Linked DNA regions of Homo sapiens: region 1 is linked to region 2. Evidence: chromatin contacts called from ENCODE Hi-C data. All regions are on one chromosome and are shown on one strand. The core of a region is the stretch at or near the end of the contact, and the rest is flanking DNA. Distances in the headings are between cores, read along the strand shown.

Region 1 (6,138 bases), core at 1,530-4,029, 1.1 Mb before region 2:
CTATTCTATCTAACTCCAAAATGCTTTGAGATCTATAGTGCCTAGCCAAGGTGACTAAGAAAGAGGTGAAACAATTAAGTAGGTATAAAATGGAAGAGACAGGGAAACATTCAGTTTGGGGATTAAGAGGTCTTATGTGCCTTGGTTCACAAATGAAAGCACTTGTTGACATGATGATGGAATTATAAAGTCCTCCAGAATATGTAGTAAGTAACTTTACAAGAGACATAAACATAAAGCATTGGGAGTCTGAATTTGCAGCTCAGTGTCAGCCAGGTAGCTTATCTTGCCGCATGTTTATTGTGGTTTAAAATTGCTGTCTTTAGTTTTGAAAATTCATAATCATGAGACCTTCTTGCACTGCTTCTCCATCAAATATTACTTTTTTTTTCTTTTTTCTGTGGTTTGGTTATACATTTAGAACTCCAATTGAGTGCAATGGGTTGACTAGTACACCAGGTTCCCTACTTTCCTTATTGCTTTTTATCCTTAGTCTTTTTTGTCACACCATGTTCCTTTGCCCCACTCCATTTCTGGCTCATTGTCTGATTGCAAGCAAATCACTTAATCTTTCAGCAGATCAGTTCCTCTGTGTATAGAACCAGGATGATATGGTTACCTCCTGCCCAACTTGGATGGATGGTATAAGGATTAATGGAGTGAACCATTGAAAAGAAGTTGTAATCCCTAAGGGAGGGGAATCCTAGAAGTAGAATCCATTGTCCTCATTATTATGTTTCAGTTTTGTTGCAGAATAAGCCAGCATCCACATTTTTACAACCAGAAATCTTAGCACACAGGTGGGAACTGTAATTATTTAAAAATTGCAAGTGTTGAAACGTAGTTTAGCTATTTTTTCCATGGAATCACAAAATTGTAGTTCCAAAAATTGTCTCCACACATATGTGCCTCTTTTATAGAGTTCCTAAATGTGTTCATGAACTGTGTTTTTGAAGATGTTTCTCTCCAATTTGTTGAAATGATGGAGAGGCTATTTTACAATTACGTTATGTTGTCAGGCCTTAGTGTTAAGTGAATCAATACTGACATCGATCTTTTTTCTCTAAGACAGGAAGAGACATTATGTGCAACTAAAGTTAGGTAGAAATTCTGAGTCTAAGCTATTGGTGTTACTTTGGCATAATGTGAAAATCAAATAAAATCCTTGATATTTGTGATAGGTGCCCTCCTAGGGAAAGAGAGGAAAGCTGTTTGGGGTTTTCATGTCTGTTTATAAATTGGAGTAGTGAAATAGACCAAAAGAAAAAAAAAAATCTTGGTTGGTTCATGGATCTAGAAGAGCAGATTTGGAATTTGTGAAAAGATGTTTTAATTGTGGGACTTTTAATAATAGATTCATTCATTCCAAAATATTTATTTAGTACTTACTGTGTGTCATCATCTATGAATTTTAAATAGCACCATTGCTATTTCAGCACCTAATACCACTTTGTTGGGATTATTCAATGATTGTCAAGTTAATTTAAATTGGTAATGAACAAAAACAGGTTGTGCAACAGAAGATATCTTGCTTAATTTTCTTGTTTTAGGACGTTCATTCTGTTTAGAAACAGAAGAAAGGAGGCCGATGGTATGAAATGTTAAAAATGCAATTAAATGCCAGGCGCGGGGGCTCACGCCTGTAATCCCAGCACTTTGGGAGGCCGAGGTGGGCGGATCACGAGGTCAGGAGATGGAGACCATCCTGCCTAACACGGTGAAACCCCGTCTCTACTAAAAATACAAAAAATTAGCCAGGCATGGTGGCGGGCACCTGTAGTCCCAGCTACTCAGGAGGCTGAGGCAGGAGAATGGTGTGAACCCAGGAGGTGGAGCTTGCAGTGAGCCGAGATAGTGCCACTGCACTCCATCCTGGGGACAGAGAGAGACTCCGTCTCAAAAAAAAAAAAAAAAAAAAGCAATTAAATGACATTAGAAAATACTATGTTGGCACATGCAAATCATAGAGACTATTTCATGTTATATATAAGGCATGTTTGTATTGCCAGGGCACAATATCTCTGTCAAGAAATTCCAGGCAAAACCAAAGTCAATTAAGCATACCTCCAAACTTCGGAATTTACTGCCATCCTGTTGCCAATTTTTCATGTTATTTTGTTCATAGAATATTGGCTACAAAATATTTTGAGACATAACCTTTAAAATATTTGTTCTTCTCAATTAATATTATTGAACACATTAGAGAGCTTTTTGACAAATAAATAAGTAATACAACAAAGAGATGGTATTTACAATACATTTTGGGTACTTTTCAATGGTTTCCATGGCAATAGCATCATTGCCCTCAGTCTAATCACTGAGTTATTATGTTTGTCTTCAGATCTTTTCTTTATTCTCAAGTTGGCAGCTCTGACTTAGAGCAAGTGCACTTTTTACTTGTCATTAAGCACACTGTAATAATTATCAGTCTGGTTTATTGTTGGATAGTTCCACCTACCTTTATGTAACTTTGTGAGTGAAAGATAAGAAAGAAACAGGAAGTTGAGTGACCAGATTTCCTCTGGGTAATTACAATATCTCTCTGTGTGTGACTTAGAAAACACATTTAAAAATATTTTCCCAAAGAATTTTCCTTTTGCAGGTAGTCGGGGGTGGGTTCTAGTTTCTTCTTACCTAGGGATAGGCCTAGCAGAAGATGGCTGTGCACTTTTTCATTTTGCCAAATTCATCTTGGCCAAATGTTTTCTTTCCTGTAGCTATTTTGTAGTTTGAATTGCCTTCATCTATAATTAGCTTTCTCATATCCTGTTTCTCTAATCAGGTTCTTTATGGGTCCTGAAACACAGCTGGTATCCCCTGAGGGCTGATAGAGGCAGTGAGAGAATTAAAAAGTTACAAAGGGAATAATGGGATAAATACAACTTTCTGACTGTATTAAGTACTATTGGATTTATAAATCATGGATCACTATTTCTCTCATAAGAACAAGTATAGGAAGGTAGTGTACAGGTGTTTCCTTGAATGTTCTTATGTAAGAATTTCTTGTGGAATTTTAGTGATGTCCTTATTACACAACTTTATTATAACCTAATGAATTCTTTTGACATTTTTTCCCTTTTATTCCACCATTATTTTGAGCTCTTCTTACAGGTCACGGCTTTTCTACTAGTACTGGCTTTGTAATGGAAACATGGAGTTCACTGGGTGGCTCAGTAGTGGAGTTTGAAATAGAATAAAAAGAAAATTAGTTTAGATTTAGCAATGTGTGAACCTGGTATGTAAATCTTGAGTATCTGGACACTCACCTGTGTTAACTTATTTTGGTAAGGAAAGCCTAGGTCGGCTGCTGATACCAAATCTGAGTTCAGATAAATAGAACATAGACATTAATAAATAAAAAGAAATAGAAAAATAAACAAGCTCAGTGTTACATAGAAGTAAAATATGCTGTGATTTAAAGGATACTAGGAATGTGTCCCTGACTCCAAATGTCTTTTTGTACCATTTTAGTTGCTCCAATAATATTTATTAGCAATGATTAGGTTTTATCATTACTTGTCCAGTAATTCTCTTTAGCTAAAAATTTCCTTTGAACAGCACATCAGTGATTTTTTGGAATGGATGAGTTTATCAGACTATTTATTATCACAGATGTAGCTGAGGGAACATGAGGATACTGAATGGCTAGAGACAAAAAGGATGTTTTTAGCAGGAGAAAAGGAGTGTCTATGGTACAATACCTATTTTGCACGTTCGCTTGACACACACTCTTTAACCTTCAACTTTCTTCCCAAAGCTTATACTGTAGTACTTGTTCAGAGCTTTATGAGTATTTCTAAGATGATTATAGGCCAAATAAGAGACAATGTGGAAGTCTGGAAATTCTGCATACCTTGAACAGTTATGAATTTGTTCATTTTTATTCTAGATTTACATGAAGAATTCATAGGAGTGTGTAACTTGGTGATGCCTTCAGTGAAGTTGCTGATTGTCGTATTTGCCTCTTATGTCCCAATGGTCAAAACAAATGTATAACATGCCTATTCTAAAGGATTCAACAGGTGTTTTATTGGTTCTGATAGCTGGAGTCCACCTGGTGCAGCAAACAAACCCCAAATTCCAATTTCTGTTTCCATATTTTTGACATTCATTTAATGCTTAACAAGACAAACTTTTACTCCTTTATATCCAAAAAACTGAGACATGATGGCTTAACACCATTATTTCACATTCCAGAGTATAAACCCCTTAGCTTTCCATTTGCTTTCATAATTAAATCAGAATAGCACATCACTTATATAAGGTAGTCTTTCAAATATCAATGACAGCTTTTTAAGACTGTAATGTCTTCAGAAGTGAACTTTTATAAGGAAACATCTGCCAATATTTTAGCCAAGTCTCAGCTATAATCTTGATCAATCAGATCTGTTGAAGTATGATAAGTACCTAAGTGTATCAGAGGGTAAGTGGACATTTCAGCAAAGTTTTGATTGGTCAATAATGTATTCAGGAACTTAAGAAGATTTTAAGATTCATTAAATCTTCAAAATGGTCCTTTCAAACAGACAGAGTATACTTTCTGAGATGGGCATGAATTAACAGATACACAGAATTAACCTTTTATGAAGAAAATTTCTCTAGGTATATATATTGAATAATTTATTTTTGGTAGTAATTATGCAACTAATGAATTATTCTTTGCAATCACAAATGCTAAAACTAGTAAGAAGCAAATGAATAACTTATAGGCCATTGAACCTAGTCTTCAAGGCTCAAAGAGGATCTACCCATAAAAAAGACAATGGGAGCTTTAGTGCTACATGTTCCAGAAATTTAGGAAGTATGAGGTTCTGTGGATGCAACAATCATCTCAATGTAAATGTTTTAACACCTTGATCTCATCTTACCGTGTGAAATGATGAAGTTACTACAGAAAAAGAAAGATACTTACAACCTCTACTTGGACTAATTCAAACCAGTGTGAACACTTTAGAGGATGCTTCTATTTGTCCCAAATAGGGAGAGATTGGAATTTAGAAATCTTATTAAGGGTTTCACTAAATTCACAAAGTGGAGAGGGATAAAGTTTAATGTATTAATTAGGGCTAGATCAAGAAATCAGAGCCACTCTATATATGGAAAGTATGAAAGTTTTAGTTGGGGGAATTGAAAGTTATTCAACATTTGAAAGGAAAAAACAGGCGGAGCAAAGGTCAAGGAAGCCACAGCCAGTGAATTCAGCCTTCAGCATTGAAGCAGGTGGTTCTCCTAAGGTCATCCCAAAGCCACAGCAAATCCCAGGAACATTTAGAAGATTCCCTAACTATTTCAATCTGCAGCAGTGAAGTGAGCGGGTCTCAAGAATGTCCCTTGAAGCTGCTGTGAATGCCAGAAATGTTTGGAGGACTCTAACCAACTATAACTATACAAGTATGATATACAAAACAGGGATGTCGGTGATTCTTAAGAAGTTCCTTCAAACGTCATGTCTGCCCACTTGTCTGACTGCAGTTGTTTCCAGAGAGTAATGACCCCTCCTTCTCTTCTGTTTCCCATATTCTGTATGTCTTTCATTGGCAAATTTTAACATGAGGAAGGATACTCTGGGAAATGTGGTTCTCAGCTGCTTCACTGTATTGCATAGGAGACTATGAGGGTGGTTGACACAGAGTTAATACTAGACAATATAGTGTACCTATTAAGATGTAGGTAATGACAGAATTTCTTTTTCTACTAGAAAGTCTCTATTCTTTATCTATTGAAAGGAATGGCAAAAACTACAATGACTTTTGCACCAACCTAGTATGAGCATAAGGGGCAACAGTGATATTAGTCAAAGAGTCCCAGAATAAGGTAGTAAAGCTTTTGGGAGCTGATACATCACCATGATGAAACAACATGGCCATCAGAGGAGCAACATTTAATTAAGTGGGGGATGGGTTGTTGTGATACTTGTTACCAGAAAGATTCATTTTGGTGCTGGTGACATCCTTGTATACTATCCTGACAAGGCATGTTTATGTGAGTACACATAGCAGGTGGAGGCAACATCAAATAACAGAAAAGATTTCAGGTGAAAAGGAGAAATAAAAAAGGCAGTAAATCTTAAGTTTTAAAAGAAATGTTGTATATCTGAAGGAGATTTCTATATCCTCTATCTCTCAACCAACAAATTGG
Region 2 (6,641 bases), core at 1,792-4,291:
ATTTATACTATGGCAATCAGCAGATGCCACAAATCAGGGCTCTTTTGCAGCCCTCCACCTCCCACCTCCTGAAGCCAGTTACTAAATGTTTACCAACACACCACATCACTGCTTAACACTATCAGTTCATCCTTCGAGGTCAAAAAGGAAACTCAACAAAAGAGTTATTGGTTCTCATTTTTATATACTAAAGAAATATAAGTTTCATCTCTAGGTTTTCAATCTATAACTGAAACTATAGTTTAGGCAAGGAGTACCTTCCATATCCAATCTGTATTGGTGACAGGTCATGGAGTTCACATGGTTTTAAATTTGCAAACACATATATACAAATTTCCCGAAGTTCAAGGGCAATGGGATTCTAGAAATGATTTTTTTTACAAAATAAATGCTTCTGTCTTGGAAGACTAGAACAGAACATACTAATAAGAGAAGAAGACGCTCTGACAAAAGAGGAAAAAATAACTTAAAATATGTTGGAAAACAACATCAACAGAGGTTCAAAGGATAATTAACAGAAAAATATATTTTCATAAAACTACCAAATGTTTGGCTTAGCTGAATTCCTGTGTGTTGCTAACTCACAGGGAATAGATTTTAACTAGTGTGGGTTAACTGGCACCTTAACAAAGCTGACAGCAAGCAGCATTTATTTTTATTTCACAATTTTCCCTTCCTTTCCAACCTCTTTCTCCTCGTAATCAACACAATGTCTCTACTATAATATACTGATGTGTGTTTAACCAGGGGTCAACATCTTTTCTCCGTAAAGAGTCACTTAGTAAATATTTTTAGGCTTTGTGGACCATAAGATCTCTGTCACAACTACTCAACTCTGCAAGTGTAGCATGAAAGCAGCCATAGATGATACATAAGTGAATAAACAGTGGGAGTGTGCCAATAAAACTTTACAAAAACAGACAGCCTACTGGATTTGGCATGCACAGTCTCCGGCTTGCTGACCCCTTGTCTAGACTGCAAAATGCTGTGGGGGTGTTCATCTCATTTGGGAAATGCTATTGTATACAACAGTGTTTGGCAAATGAAGGATGGGGATGGGGGTATATATCAGAATCACCTGTTACCCATATCTTACCCTTGCAGAATCTCTTATTCCAGACTGATTGAAGGCAGGATTTAGGTATTCCCTAGTTTCCTTTCCAATACCCATTTTAGCACCATCCTGTCCCCTAAATACATTACAAGAAGTGTTCCTTTCTCAAGCCTTTCCACATAATCTTACGAAAGCAAGGCTGAAGAGCATTTTTAATTGAAAACATATCAAGAGCCACAAGATGCAAGCAATTTTTTTCTGAGAGAGCGTTCAACTGTTAAGAACAGGAAATAAAATTTTGTCCAATAAATTAGATTATTATTTATTATACACTTAAGTGTCTATAGAGAAAAGAGGATAAAAGAGGAAAGTAAAATGGTATTCTTCTTAGAGTTTCAAATAATGATAGGTTCCCCAAATGACAGGTGTAGTCACTAAGCAAAGGGCAATATTTACTGCTGTGCATAGAGTGGGGATCATCTATTTTTTATATGTCAACATTTTCAGCCGTATCTCACACAGTTACTACGTGTCAGTTAATATTAACCTATATTTAATGAAGGAGGGCCTAACATTTCTTTTTACATAATCCTATGTCTGAAGCAATGGTTCTTAAGGGAATGACAGCTGGGAGGTTATAAAACTTAGTTGGGGGGCTTACACTGCCAAAAGTCTAACATTCCACCTAAGGAGTCATCTGTGCTTCCCCCAGAAACATGATGGCCTCAGTAAGCCATGATTACAGATGGGAATGGATTTATCACTGTGTTGTAGAACAAAACGGTAAAAATTGCTGATGGAAAGTTGCTAGATAGACAAATACATGCATGAATATAGGATCATATCACTGATAAAAGGCAGGACACAGGTGGTATACACAGAAGGCAGGAGAAACTTTGTAAGTTCATTAAATAATCACGGTACAATTAATATGTTAATTTACGGTCATATTTTGAATTATTGCCACAACATGCTAGAAAATAGGCCTAATCACCTTTGTAGCATTCTGGTGAGGGAACTGGGCCATCAGAGAAGCATGGATACTTTGGATCAGTCCAGTGTGCTCTGTTAATGTAACCATTCTTCCTTCTAAATCATTTGGATTTGTTCAGCAAAGTTCCCCATTCACAGGCCATCTAGGAGGGGAAAAGAGACATGTACGAAAATAATAATAATAATAATGATACTAGGTAGAAGATAATAAGTTTCCCCAAATATGAAGTGTCAGGGACATTCACAGGTGGGAAATATGACATCGGGTTGGAGTAGAACATCAGGCAAAGCTCCATTCATCTCCAGACCACTCAGCTCTTTTCCCAAGCAGAGTAGCAGTTATTAGTGCACTGGGATAAATTAAACACTGACTTTTGATTGTATTATTACTATAAAAATATATTAGTTATTCCTTTCAATGTATGATTTCCACAAATTCTGAAATGTAAGCTCATTACATCTTGGAGCCAAAGATTGCTCTGCTGGAGCATCTTCCCCATCAGGCAATGGAAATCAGTTTGGGGAGAAGAGGTTGTTCTGTCTTATTCTATTTAGGCATGTGTTCTCTCAGTCACTTCTAGCCACATGGGTCTGCTACCTACCATGGTAGAGATTATCTAGGGCATTGGAGGAAAATTAGAGAAAATCTCTGTTCCTCAGCAGGCTTTTGGGCAGCAAGTGAGGAAGTAAGATAACGCAGTTCAAGCGCGGGCATGCCTGCGCGCATGCGCGCGCGCTCGCGCGGACACACATACACACACACGCGCGCGCGCGCGCGCGCGCGCACACACACACACACACACACAGAGCTGCTTTGTCCGCTGTGAGGTTGGAGGTTTGGGGACTCTGTGCCCACTAAGCTACTTTCTATTTCAAGTGCCTGTATGTCTGAGGCTGGGTTTGAAGCCTCCAGCGTGTTTGGAGTTAATCCCCATTAGGTTGGACTCCGCCCCTTTCTCCCAAAGGTAAAGCAAGGTTTTCAGGCATCACTGCAAAGGGCAGCTAGTATTCCCATCCTTGTCTAACAAGCTGTAAGGAGAAGTTGTTTCTGAGATCTGAGCCTGAAGAGAGGGAACAAGTCAGTCAGCCTTCGTGGTCAGAAGGTAAATATGCAACTTGGGCCAAATGCAATTCAAACAGCTGGATAAGAAACTGCTTTGCTCTCCCCTTGCTCAGCCCCCCCTTCTCCCCTTCCTTTCTCAGGTTTCCTGTCCTTTCATCTCAAAGCTCAGAGAAGCCGTTTTCTACCCGAGGGCAGCCTGGTGCTTTTTTATTTCTTCATAGTCCGTTGTTTGCACAGAGGCTAAGATGAATCAGGGCTGGATTCCTATTTCATATTGACAAGATTTGAGGACCTAAGGGTTAAGTGCTAGTTGGTTTCCCCAGGGGAGTTGGTAACCTGAGGAGATGAAGTGCCTGTTTCTGGGAGTGGAGAGAGTGATTTTGTTATGACCTGTCTATACAAGTAAAAATGGATCCGGTTTGCTAATGTGGTAGGTTGATCTCCTGGATTTGCCTAAATCTAAGGGGTTATGCGACGGAAATGGGGTAATGAAGTTAAACTGAAATGCAAATATTGAGGCCTCTCAGGCTGGAAATAAAAGAATGCATCCATTTGGTAAATATTTATGAGTTCCTACTATGTGCCAAGGCATGACAATTTCCAGAAGAACCTGAAATACTTAAACTATAAATCCATTCTTGCAAAGAACACTTGGCCAAGTGGTTTCATTTTGTGGTGGGGAACTGAAAATAGAATGAAGCCTAGGGGTGAGGAAAAATCACCCATGGAGTGGTTGTGGGGAGAGAAAGGGGAAAGGAGAGATGTTCTAAATCTTAGGTGGTTTCAAGTCTTTTCCATTACTTATGAGAGAATAGGGTCTTTTCTGGTAGAAAGGGAGAGAATTGATACCTACTCTGGTGTTAGGTATAGTGCAGATGTTTCACTTGAATTTTATGCTTAATCATTTCCATTTTATAAATGAAACCAAAACTCAGAGGTTTTAAGTGATCTTTTTATGTGCATATAGCCTGTAAGGGGCAGACCTCAGGACTCTGTCTCTGATCTGATTCCAAAATTGTGACTTTTCCACTAAAACAGTATTCCTCAATCATTAGTTCCCATTAGAATAAATTGAGGATTTTTAACAATATGAATTCCCATAAATTCGAATTCAGTGAATCAAGGAGGGGGTGACATAGTCTGCATTTTGAACAAGCATTGAAAGTGATTCTGAACAAGCATTGAAAGTGATTCTGTTGAGACAAACATTCTTGATATACCATGCTGCCTCTCAACTTCTCTGAAGTGATTGGAAAAGCAATCAGCCCATCTTCTTCCCATATGGGCCAGATTCACTCAATAGAAGTGGTCAGCTGTGGTGACATTTTATTCCCAGCTTATACAATGGAGTGGAGAGACTAATGGGCAACAATAACAGGGCTGGGGTTTAGGGCTTAACAATGTCTTGCCAGGGATCTTGATAGGGGTAGTTTCTAACCAGCTGAGAGTGTGAGATAGAACTCGTAGCCAACCAGCTTATCACTGAAGATGATGGCACCTGTCTAGCCAGAATAAGAACTGAGATGAAGATCTCTCATTGGTACCTCACTTTTAAAATCATAGGATAGATGGGGAGCTCAAGGAGCAGCATCTTGGGGAGAGGGAAGGAGAGAGAAGCTCATATGAAATTTGGGGAGGTTATTCCAGTTCCTACCTTTCCAGTCTCAAACTCTGGAGAAAGGAAATAGCCCAGGGCCTGATGTGGAGGTTCTTTTTATGAGCTCTCTTTGTCTCTGCATGGTCAAATATATTTATTTAGAGTTGATCATTTCAAAGTTATCAATTGCTCAGTTAGTCCTTTCTCTCCACTTAGTCTCTGGCTTCCTGCCTTTTAATGCCTTACCTGCTTGTGAGCATTCCCACCTCTGGATGGAGAGATGCAAATAAACACATAAACTCACCCAACACAGTTTTGCTGGTCTTTCTACCCCAAACTAAAAAAGGAGGGAAGGAAGAAGAAGGCCCAGAAAGAAGTTCAGCAAACATGAAATCTGAGGAATTTGAAATAAAAGACACAAGTCAAAAGAGAGATCTTCTTAGAGTCACCAAGATGAGTGAGTACATCATGAGATGATTTCAGGCACAGGAGAACTCAGAGCACTTCTCATAATGGAGATAGCCAGAGGAGAAGAAACCCCTGAGGGAGACAGGTAGCAGAACATGAGGAGAGAAATGTTTGGGGAGTAGCAGTATTTTTTTTTTTTTTTGAAGCTTTGTCTGAAACAGAAAGATCTAGCATGGTCAGGCTGCTTATATACCCAACTTGATATAAGGAGTCACATCGGTCCAACACGTTTCTCTGGAGCAGGACTCTATTTACCCACTGGAAACATATGCCTGCATATCTCATTCATTTCCTAGGGAAGTCTCAACTCTGAGTAAGATGTATTTGTAACAGGATTGGCAGGAAGACAATGCACACTGTCTGGGGGCGTGAGGAGAAAGGCCTGTTCACGTTCCTTTGCCAACACCAGTGCCAAGAAAGCTGCTCTTCACAGACCAGTCCTAAACCAGCAGTCTTGCAGGCATGTTTCCCTCAGCAGCTGTTAAGTCACTGACTCCCTTTCTTACCACTTCATGTTCTAGTCTTTAATTTGCTTACTGTTTTGCCTGTACCCTCTTACCCTGGGAAAGGCAGTGCTTTCCTTAACTCAGAAGTTGCACAACAAGCTCAAGTGGAAACAAAAGGATTTGTGTCTTTTTCTGTGGGTACTGGGGAGGAGGTGATACAGGAAGGAATAGCTTTGTTTTTCTCCACCAAGAGAAATATAAAAGCAACGTTTCACTTTCATTGATACTTCATTGTAAGTGCCCATACATTAGTAGGTATACAAGAAAGTGAAAAAAGTGAGAACAAATGATTAAAGGCTTGGCAATTGGACACCACAGGGAGAGGGAGAATGCTCATTATGGGGAAAAAGGCTAAAGGTCTCCTGCTAGCAATCTGAGTTGATGAAGGGCTCTCATTTGGAAGATGGTGGCTAGCTGTTCTCCATTACCTCTGAGGACCCAACAAAAGGATCTGGCCTTAGGTTGCAACAAGAAAAGTTTATAAAGGCATATAACAAATTATTTATTGACGGTGAGAGTTGTTAAGCTACTAAGAGATATTATAGATTTCCCTTTCCTAGAGTTCTTTAAAAGTAATGGAGATAACCATTTGCCATGTATGGTTTAGGTGGGTTTCCTGCATCATATAGGTTGAGGTGACTTCTACCCACGAGGCTGTGCTAGAATGGCTAGCATTATCTCTAAAGATGAGCAAACATTAGGCTTTAGTAAGGATAGCAAATTCAGAACAGAACTCATATTTTTATCCTATTTATTACAACTTTCTGGCAACATCCACTGCATCTCATACAACCAATCTCGGAAACAGGCTTGCGGCCCATCTAGCAGATTTAAAAACCTGAGGAATGAGGGATAATGTGACACCTAAAGAGAGAGGTTCAACTGCAATCCTATCAATGCCTGGTAACTTGACCACTCTACAAGAGCATCAGGGTGAGTTCTTGGTTCCTGAAATCCAGT

What was found. A loop is a pair of places that touch in the nucleus more often than their neighbours do. Pooled maps may share reads with other maps.
Region 1: a loop to region 2 is called in a map with no recorded cell type, with 5 times the contacts of the local background. The contact joins the enhancer-like site here to the promoter of LHFPL1 in region 2. A Hi-C loop is called at or near these places in 8 of 37 single-sample maps with no recorded cell type and 4 of 50 pooled maps.

The regions. Positions count from the first base shown.
Region 1 is chrX:113,744,117-113,750,254 of GRCh38, reverse strand. No RefSeq gene overlaps it. Among named protein-coding and RNA genes, the nearest start is that of XACT, 130 kb to the right of the region's middle. Within about 2 kb of position 2,779, at least 2 of the 41 ENCODE cell types and tissues checked have a DNase peak (open chromatin) inside an H3K27ac peak, as active enhancers do.
Region 2 is chrX:112,676,338-112,682,978 of GRCh38, reverse strand. It overlaps LHFPL1 (LHFPL tetraspan subfamily member 1), which reads left to right and starts at 3,041. Exons shown (of 4, transcript NM_178175.4): 1 at 3,041-3,150.